3 separate regions of the Homo sapiens genome follow, and all the other regions are linked to region 3. Evidence: read pairs that join two places in POLR2A ChIA-PET (ENCODE). Cell type or tissue: PC-9. All regions are shown on one strand.

Region 1 (2,500 bases), 65 kb after region 3:
TGGAGTTGTAAGTTTTGGATCTAGTCATTTGTTCATCATTCATTCGCTAAAGACTTAAGCATCTACTCAGTGCCCTACCCTGTGTTAGGTCTTATTAGGGATATAGAGCAAGTAATAACACCATTGTCCCCTGTTCTTATGGAAATGACACACTCCTGGGGAGGCAAGCACCAGTGGCATGTAAAATGTAAACTTACTTGAAACTTACAAGAGGGCCATGTGCTGCTCTGTGTTTGGATCCAAGTGCATTAACAACTTTAGGAGCTAGAAGGGAGAGGTGACTAGGCTTGAGCACCCAGAGAGAGGCAGCTTACTGCAGGAGGAGGGGCACAGGATGGACTTTACTAAATGGGATCATCTTATTCCTCCACTAATTAATGAAGTGGCCTTGGGCAGGTTACTTCACTAATCATGGCCTCAGTTTCATCATCTCAGAAAAGAATTTCAGTATTTTTGTGCTTAATTGTATAGGGTAGATTTTGAGAATCAACTTTAAAAATGGATAGAAGAATACACTGAAAACTTTTGAATCCTGCGTAACTGGGGTAAGAACCACAGGATGTAATGACCAGAAGAACTTTCAAGCCCATTCCTTTATTTTATAAATAGAGAATCTGAGGCTGAGAAAATCTGCTGTCTCTACTTATGGGGGCTCTGGGTCTCATATCCTTTAGTCTCCTTAGGGATCTTCTTTATCAGTCATCGCTGTTCATTCTCAATCATTGTCGCATTAGTTACGAGCTTACAGTGTTCTGTAAGACAGTATGAGAAAGTGCTTAGTACAATGCCTGGCACATGCTTAAGTGCTCAGATGGTAACTTATTATTGTAATAATACATTTTGAATCCTTAACATAGCTTACAAAATCCTTAATGGTTTGGCCCCTGCTTACCTCTCCAGCCTTATTGTTAACCACTCTCATAAGCACCATGCCAAGCTTCTTGTATTCCAAGCCATTTCAAGCCTTCCTTCCTTCCTGGTTCCCTCTTGGATTGTGAAGTTCCCTTTCTTATGCTCTTACAGCCCCATGTAGCCAGTTTTATCATAGGAATGACATGCTGCATTAAAATGTTGGTTTTTGTGTTTTACTCCCCTACTGGACTGTAAATCCCCTGAGGACAAGAACTGTTTCTTCTATGTGTCTCTGGCCCACAGTAAATGTACACTAAATAGGACAGAAGGAAAAAGTGAAGGGAAATGATTGGCGCAAGGTTACAATTACTTGTATTACCATCCTCAGCAAGACTTGATAATTGGGTCCAGAGTATTGAGGTGAGGTTGGAAATGGGGAGGTAGGTCCTGGGCTCCTGGAATGACCTATGAGGCTGCATAAGAGAGGGCTCTTTTAGTCGCTGAAGTTGCCTTGCTTTGATTCCTCTCCAGGGAAGTTCCAGATGCAGGTCCTACCCCAGTGTGGCCATGCAGTCCATGAGGATGCCCCTGACAAGGTGAGTCTGGTGCTCAGTGACTGTAAAAGGACAACTGTGAGAATAACCCTGGATGTCACAGAAGACAAGTCTCTGAGTCTCAGCCTGCATTGCCTGCAGCAGCTGCTGTGGAGCCTATGCAGATGCAGTTCCACCAGCTCTCCAACTTCTCCCTGGCAGCTGCTTATGGTATTGGTTTTGTGTATATGTGCTGAGGAGCTACTGACACTCTGCTATTTCATCCCAGGGCCCTGTGGTTAAGATCTTAAGCTCTACTTCTCCAATACCCCCAAAAGCCAGAGATGGAAGAGGGATGATTAGGGTAGAAACTGCTCCCTAAACCACAGGCACAGTTAGGAATTAATATGGGCTCCTCCTGTGAGAAAACACCATTCTGTAACTCTGAGGGCACACATAAGCCCTTCACGTCATTCCTCTTGAGCTCTATGGAGCTATCCCTGGCAAGGATAGTGGGGAGGAGTCTTCTAGCTCTGCTAGGGAGGGCCTAGGTCCTTTTAATTTCAAGCCACTCAGACCTGTGGGTGGGATGAGGGCACCGTAGAGCCTAACCATCTAACAGTAGCTCACAGCCCAAGGCTAAGCCCCATCACTAACCTTTATATGGCCTGGAATATCTCTCCCATTTCCAGGTAGCTGAAGCTGTTGCCACTTTCCTGATCCGGCACAGGTTTGCAGAACCCATCGGTGGATTCCAGTGGTAAGGCGGGTACAAGGGTTTAAGAACCCAGCAGTGCTGGCCGAATCTGACAAGCAGACACTTGTAGGACTGTAAATATCTCTGCCTTACCCCTGCCTGGTTTGGTCACCATGCCTTTCTTCCTCCTCCTCAGTGAAGAGCCTGGCATGTCTGTTTCTACAAAGCCATGGTTGGTTGTTTCTTTGTGCTGTGCTCCCACGGGTTGATGCTGAGGCTGTGATTAAATTGTGCCTAGTCTCACTCCCCACTGTGATGTGCATTTCTTCTTGAGGTGCCCCTTTGAGGAGGCTGGGATAGGAATCAGTCCTTTTCCAGGCTCCTAGAGAAGTTTTCTTTGGCTTCTCCTGCCCTGCTG
Region 2 (2,500 bases), 320 kb after region 3:
GCAGCATAGTGAGACCCTGTCTCTACAAAATTTTTTTTTAAATTAGCCAGGTGTGGTGGTATATGCCTGTAGTTCCAGCTACTTGGGAGGCTGAGGTGAGAAGATCACTTAAGCCCAGGAATTCGAGGCTGCAGTGAGCCATCACTACATCACTGCATTCCAGCCTGAGTGACAGAGCAAGACCCTATCTCAAATAAACACCAGAAATAAACAAATTCATTTATCCAACAATATTTACACAAGGACTATTATATTCATTGTACTTCTAGCTCCTTTCATTGTGGCAGGAATTGAAGTAGGAGCTAGAAGTGCAATGATTATAACAGTCCTTGCCTGTTTGTGGTGGTAGGGGAGCCAACAAACCTGGTGACAATAAAATAAATTACTAGACAGAGTCTGGTGATAGAGCCTAAAACAGGAGCGTGGTCTGAGGAGGCTGAAGGACAAACCAGTGCCATCCAGGAGAAAACCATTCAGCCAGAGAGAAGAGCCCATGTTAAGGTTTAGGGTGGCAGCTTTAGGAAAACAGAAGGCTCAGTGATGGTGCTGTGAAATGAGGCCAGAGAGATGCACAGAGGCCAGGTCATGGAACACCCTAAAAATCACTTCCAGGTTGTTGGTCTGCATCTTAAAGAGCAAAGGGAATGCAATTGAATGGTTTTAAATAAGATAGTGACACAATGCCATTTTTGTTTTAAGATCAAGCTGGTTGTTATGTGGAGAACAGGCTTGAGGAAGGCAAGAGTAAAGGCAGAGAGGCCTATTAAGAAGACATTGTTGGCTGGGCATGGTGGCTTATGTATGTATAATCCCAGCACTTTGGGAGGTGGAGGCGAGAGGATCGCCTGAGCCCAGGAGTTCGAGACCAGCCTGGGCAACATAGTGGAACCCCATCTCTACAAAAAATAAAGGTAAAAAACCAGCCAGGTGTGATGGTGCATGCCTGTGGTCCCAACTACTTGGGAAGCTGAGGCAAGAGGATCTCTTGAGTCCAAGAGGTTGAGGCTGCAGTGAACTGTGTTCACACCACAGAACTATAGCCTGGGGCAACATAACAAGACCTTGTCTCAAAAAAAAAAAAAAAAAAAAAAAAAGATTGTTATAGTCCAAGTGAGAGATGACATTGAGAAGTTGTGCTAAGTATGGGTACTGTGTGTTCCATACACCTAACACTCCTTCTTCCAACCTTCAGGCCCCAGGGAAACACTTTCCCACATATCTTGCCCTACATCCTCAAAACAAAAAATCATGTATTTTACATAGAGTAAAATGCTCACATGTAAGTGCCTAGTTTGAGGAGCTTGCACAAGTGTATACACCTCTGTAACCACCACCCATTCAAGCATGGGTAGAGACCATTTCCATCATTTCCACCACATGACTGTGTCTAAAGTTCTGTGGGTTGTGCTGCTGTTCACACCAGAAACAGCCACTGCTCTCGAGTAAGGAAAGCAAGTGAGTGGCAGAAGCTCTTGGGTAAGAAAAGCACACATCAATTAATCCTGTGAAGTCTTTTCTCTCACATAACATGAATGCCTAATGGGGTATCATTTTCCAGAAAAGCATTGTCCATTTTCTTGCTTCTTTTTGTGTTCCGATTTGTAGTTTTGGAGGAATTCAGGAATGGCTTACTATTTGCAATAGTTGCATGTGGCAGCTCATTAATATTAAACAATATTAAACAACTCATACTACTCTAATATTGTAGTGTAGGTAGGTCTAGTTGTAGACCTACATATACATGATATTGATTCTTTATGGACTTAGCTACTGTGTTAAGGAATGATGAAAATTATTATATGAGTGGTAGTGATTTATATGATGAAATAAAAATAGAATGTATTATACGTATTTACCATTTTATAAATCTATTTTAACATATAAATATAGTTTGTATTGTGTAATTATGTGTTCCTATATTTGACCATAATATATAAAATTCATGCTACTTTTAAAATCTAATGTTACTTTAAGATTTTTATTGACAATCCCTGTTGCTACTGCCTTAGCAGAGCAAACTTTTTCCAAATTGAAATCAATGCCAAAAAAAAACCTCTAAAACTTACAGTGTCCCAATAAAGGTTATTTTGTTTTTGACCTTATTGTCCAAAACTTATGAAATATATAATTATTGATGAACCATATATTCCCTTTTACTCATATATTCCTGTCCATGAGCCATTCCTTTCCATGACATCCATTAAATTCAGTCATCTTTGATATTTTGCTTACTTTCAATAAAAAGTACCATAGAAGTTGGTGCAAGGTGGAAGACTAGAAGGTCCCACCAATTGTCCTCCCTGCAGGAACAAGAAATTCAACAACTATCTACACAAAAAACCACCTTCACTAGAACCAAAAATCAGGTGAGCACTCAAAATACCTGGTTTTACTTCATATCATGGAAAGAGACACTGAAGAGGATAGGAAAGACAGTCTTGAGTTGCTGATGCCACCCCTTCCCCATTGCCGCTGCAGAGAAATCTATGTGCTTTGGAGA
Region 3 (2,500 bases):
TTTAACAAAATCTTCACGCCAGATATCATCCTTGTGAATCCTTTTCCCATCTAATTATATTAACATGTGTTCCACAAGAAAGACTGGGTGTGCCGTTTATGAGCTCTGATGGATTATTTCATAGCCATAGTGTACAGTGACTGTTTACCTATTTCCCCCCTGCATGAGCTCTTTGAAGGAAAGGACTAAATTTTAATCAATGGGAACTTCTAGTCTGCTTGTTTCCCTAGTGCCTAGGAAGTATATCAGGGCCTGCCATGCAGGATGTACTCAAAATGTCTCTTCAATTGAATTGAGATTAAATTAGCTGCTTATATAAGCAAATTGTGACTGGAAAGAAGCTCTGAAATGATTGCCCTAATGATATTTACTGTTTGCTTATGAAGTATGTCTTTTTTTTTTTTTTTTTTTTTTTTTTTTGAGACAGAGTCTCACTCTGTCACCCAGGCTGGAGTGCAGTGGCGCAATCTCAGCTCACTGCAACCTCCACCTCCCGGCTTCAAGCGATTCTCCTGCCTCAGCCTCCTGAGTAGCTGGGATTACAGGCACATGTCACCACAACCGGCTAATTTTTGTATTTTTAGTAGAGATGGGGTTTCACCATGTTGGTCAGGCTGGTCTCGAACTCCTGACCTCGTGATCCACCCACCTTGGCCTCCCAAAGTGCTGGGATTACAGGTGTGAGCCACCGCGCCTGGTCTGAAGTATGTCTTTTATTCTAGATCATCATGACATTCAGATGAGTCTGGGGAGGGGATCGTATGGCTGTTGGTCTGAAATATACTTCATTAGAGGCTTTTATATGAACCTCATTGGTTTTTAAACTTGAAACCTGCTTGTTTTCTTGCTGTTTTGGCAGAATAGTAGCTTACATAAATGCTGACTATTGGGTAATGCCACACACGTTGATTTTGAGGGTAAGCAACTGCATTAGCCTTTGCAAAACATCAAAAAGTCTGTATTCTGTCTGTTCTCTTGCTTTCATTAATGGTGTTTCAGTGGCTTTTTTTTTTGTTTGAGGCCAGATCATTTTAGAAAAGTTGTCATTATATCTTTTTTTTTTTTTTTTAACTTTTCGAGTTGTAGAAAAAGAAGTTAATAATTATGTTGTTTTCCTGTTGGGTGAAAGGTGGAAATAAAATTTAGAAAATTTATTTTCTAATTTAGGCAAAGTACAATTCTTTATTATCAAAGGTATAAGATTACACCTGTTCTCCCTGTGCTACAGCAGTCTGTGTTTATCCATGCACTTTAAGCAAAGTATATTTTTATGTGGTCTGACTCAGCAGGTTGGAAGTTCCTATGGCTTAAGTATCTTATCTGAAGATGGTTTTAAGTGAGGTAAGGTTTCATTTATTTGCTTGAAAGCACATCATATATTGGGCTGTACGTGTCCTGTTCTGCTTAATGCAAGACATTTTGTGAAATGCTTCTGTTTCCATTTTTGGATTCCACGATGCTCAACACAGAAAAGTAATAGTAATGGGAGCTAGGATTTTCAAGCACATGGTAAATCAGTATTTAATAAATTAGAACTCTTTAAGAAGGCCTTCTGTATTCTCTGTCTGTGAATGGCATCAGGAAAACTTGAGAGTTTTCCTTGATTCTTCCTTCTCACTTCACTCTTCAGCTCCCTGTGATCATGATCATAATAGTTCTAAACCTTGACTTTGTTCTTAGTCTATATGGTGCTCAACCTTGCTACAAGGTTCTTCTCCCAATCATTACTATCCCTACAGCAGGAACCAGTCCTCTTCCTAGGGATTTTCAGGGTGTTCATTGCCAGCTTTGATGATTTCAAGAATGGGGAACTTAATATTATTTTGAGGATAGTATTGAAAATGGTAAGGAAATAACCCTGAGAGTCAGATTCTAGCTCAGCTACTTCCCATGGTCTTAGACAAGTTATTTAAACTCCATTGGCCTTAGTTTTCTCGTTTGGAAAATGGGGATAATAATAGCTACCCCAGAGGCTTGGTGTAGAAATTAATTCCTGTGTTTATCTCCATTGTCTCCTCAAATTTCATTAAGTTATAGTAATTTGGAAAAAGGAATAAAGCTAAAGGACAAAGAAGAGTAGGGATATAAGATGCTAACAAAATTTAGGAAGCTAGAAAGCAAGTTGATAAATATTTAGAAGAGAAAACTGAAAACTACTTGTAGAAAGAGAATGAAAGTGCAAGCTAATCCATATCACTATCCTATAAAGGCTCAAGAATTCCAGGTACTAGGTGCCTGTGAAAGGGGGCTTAGAGTTTTCTTCTAAGAGTTTTCTAGTTTTGGCTCATACATGCAAGTCTGTGATCCATTTTGAGTTAATTTTTATGTATGATATGAGGAATGAGTCCAACTTCATTCTTTTGCATGTGGATATCCAGTTATCCCAGTATGATTTAATTGAAAAGGTTTCTTTTCCTATACAGTTATCTTGGCATCCTTGTCAAAAGTCAATTGACCATAAATGTATGTGTTTGTTTTTGAACCCTCAATTCTATATCAT

Evidence for each region. Peaks named below come from ENCODE experiments on the same cell type or tissue, not always from the same donor. Only the 100,000 strongest peaks of a DNase experiment are listed, where the experiment ranks them.
Region 1: POLR2A ChIA-PET joins it to region 3 with 14 read pairs; 8 of 35 experiments call an interaction of 5 or more read pairs at or near these places.
Region 2: POLR2A ChIA-PET joins it to region 3 with 9 read pairs; 15 of 35 experiments call an interaction of 5 or more read pairs at or near these places.

What each region holds. Positions count from the first base shown.
Region 1 is chr11:74,249,571-74,252,070 of GRCh38, forward strand. It overlaps PPME1 (protein phosphatase methylesterase 1), which reads left to right. Exons shown (of 14, transcript NM_016147.3): 12 at 1,384-1,448; 13 at 2,078-2,145. It also overlaps a transcript of P4HA3 not described here. Among named protein-coding and RNA genes, the nearest start is that of P4HA3-AS1, 61 kb to the right of the region's middle. RefSeq lists a silencer at 894-1,188. In PC-9, no CTCF peak of the experiment used is centred here; no DNase peak of the experiment used is centred here.
Region 2 is chr11:74,508,013-74,510,512 of GRCh38, forward strand. LOC124902712 (a long non-coding RNA gene) reads left to right here. Exons shown (of 2, transcript XR_007062776.1): 2 at 700-2,097. Among named protein-coding and RNA genes, the nearest start is that of LIPT2, 16 kb to the left of the region's middle. In PC-9, no CTCF peak of the experiment used is centred here; no DNase peak of the experiment used is centred here.
Region 3 is chr11:74,184,598-74,187,097 of GRCh38, forward strand. The region is part of intron 1 of PPME1 (protein phosphatase methylesterase 1); the gene reads left to right. Among named protein-coding and RNA genes, the nearest start is that of PPME1, 15 kb to the left of the region's middle. In PC-9, no CTCF peak of the experiment used is centred here; a DNase peak (open chromatin) is centred at 1,304; H3K27ac peaks cover 959 bases.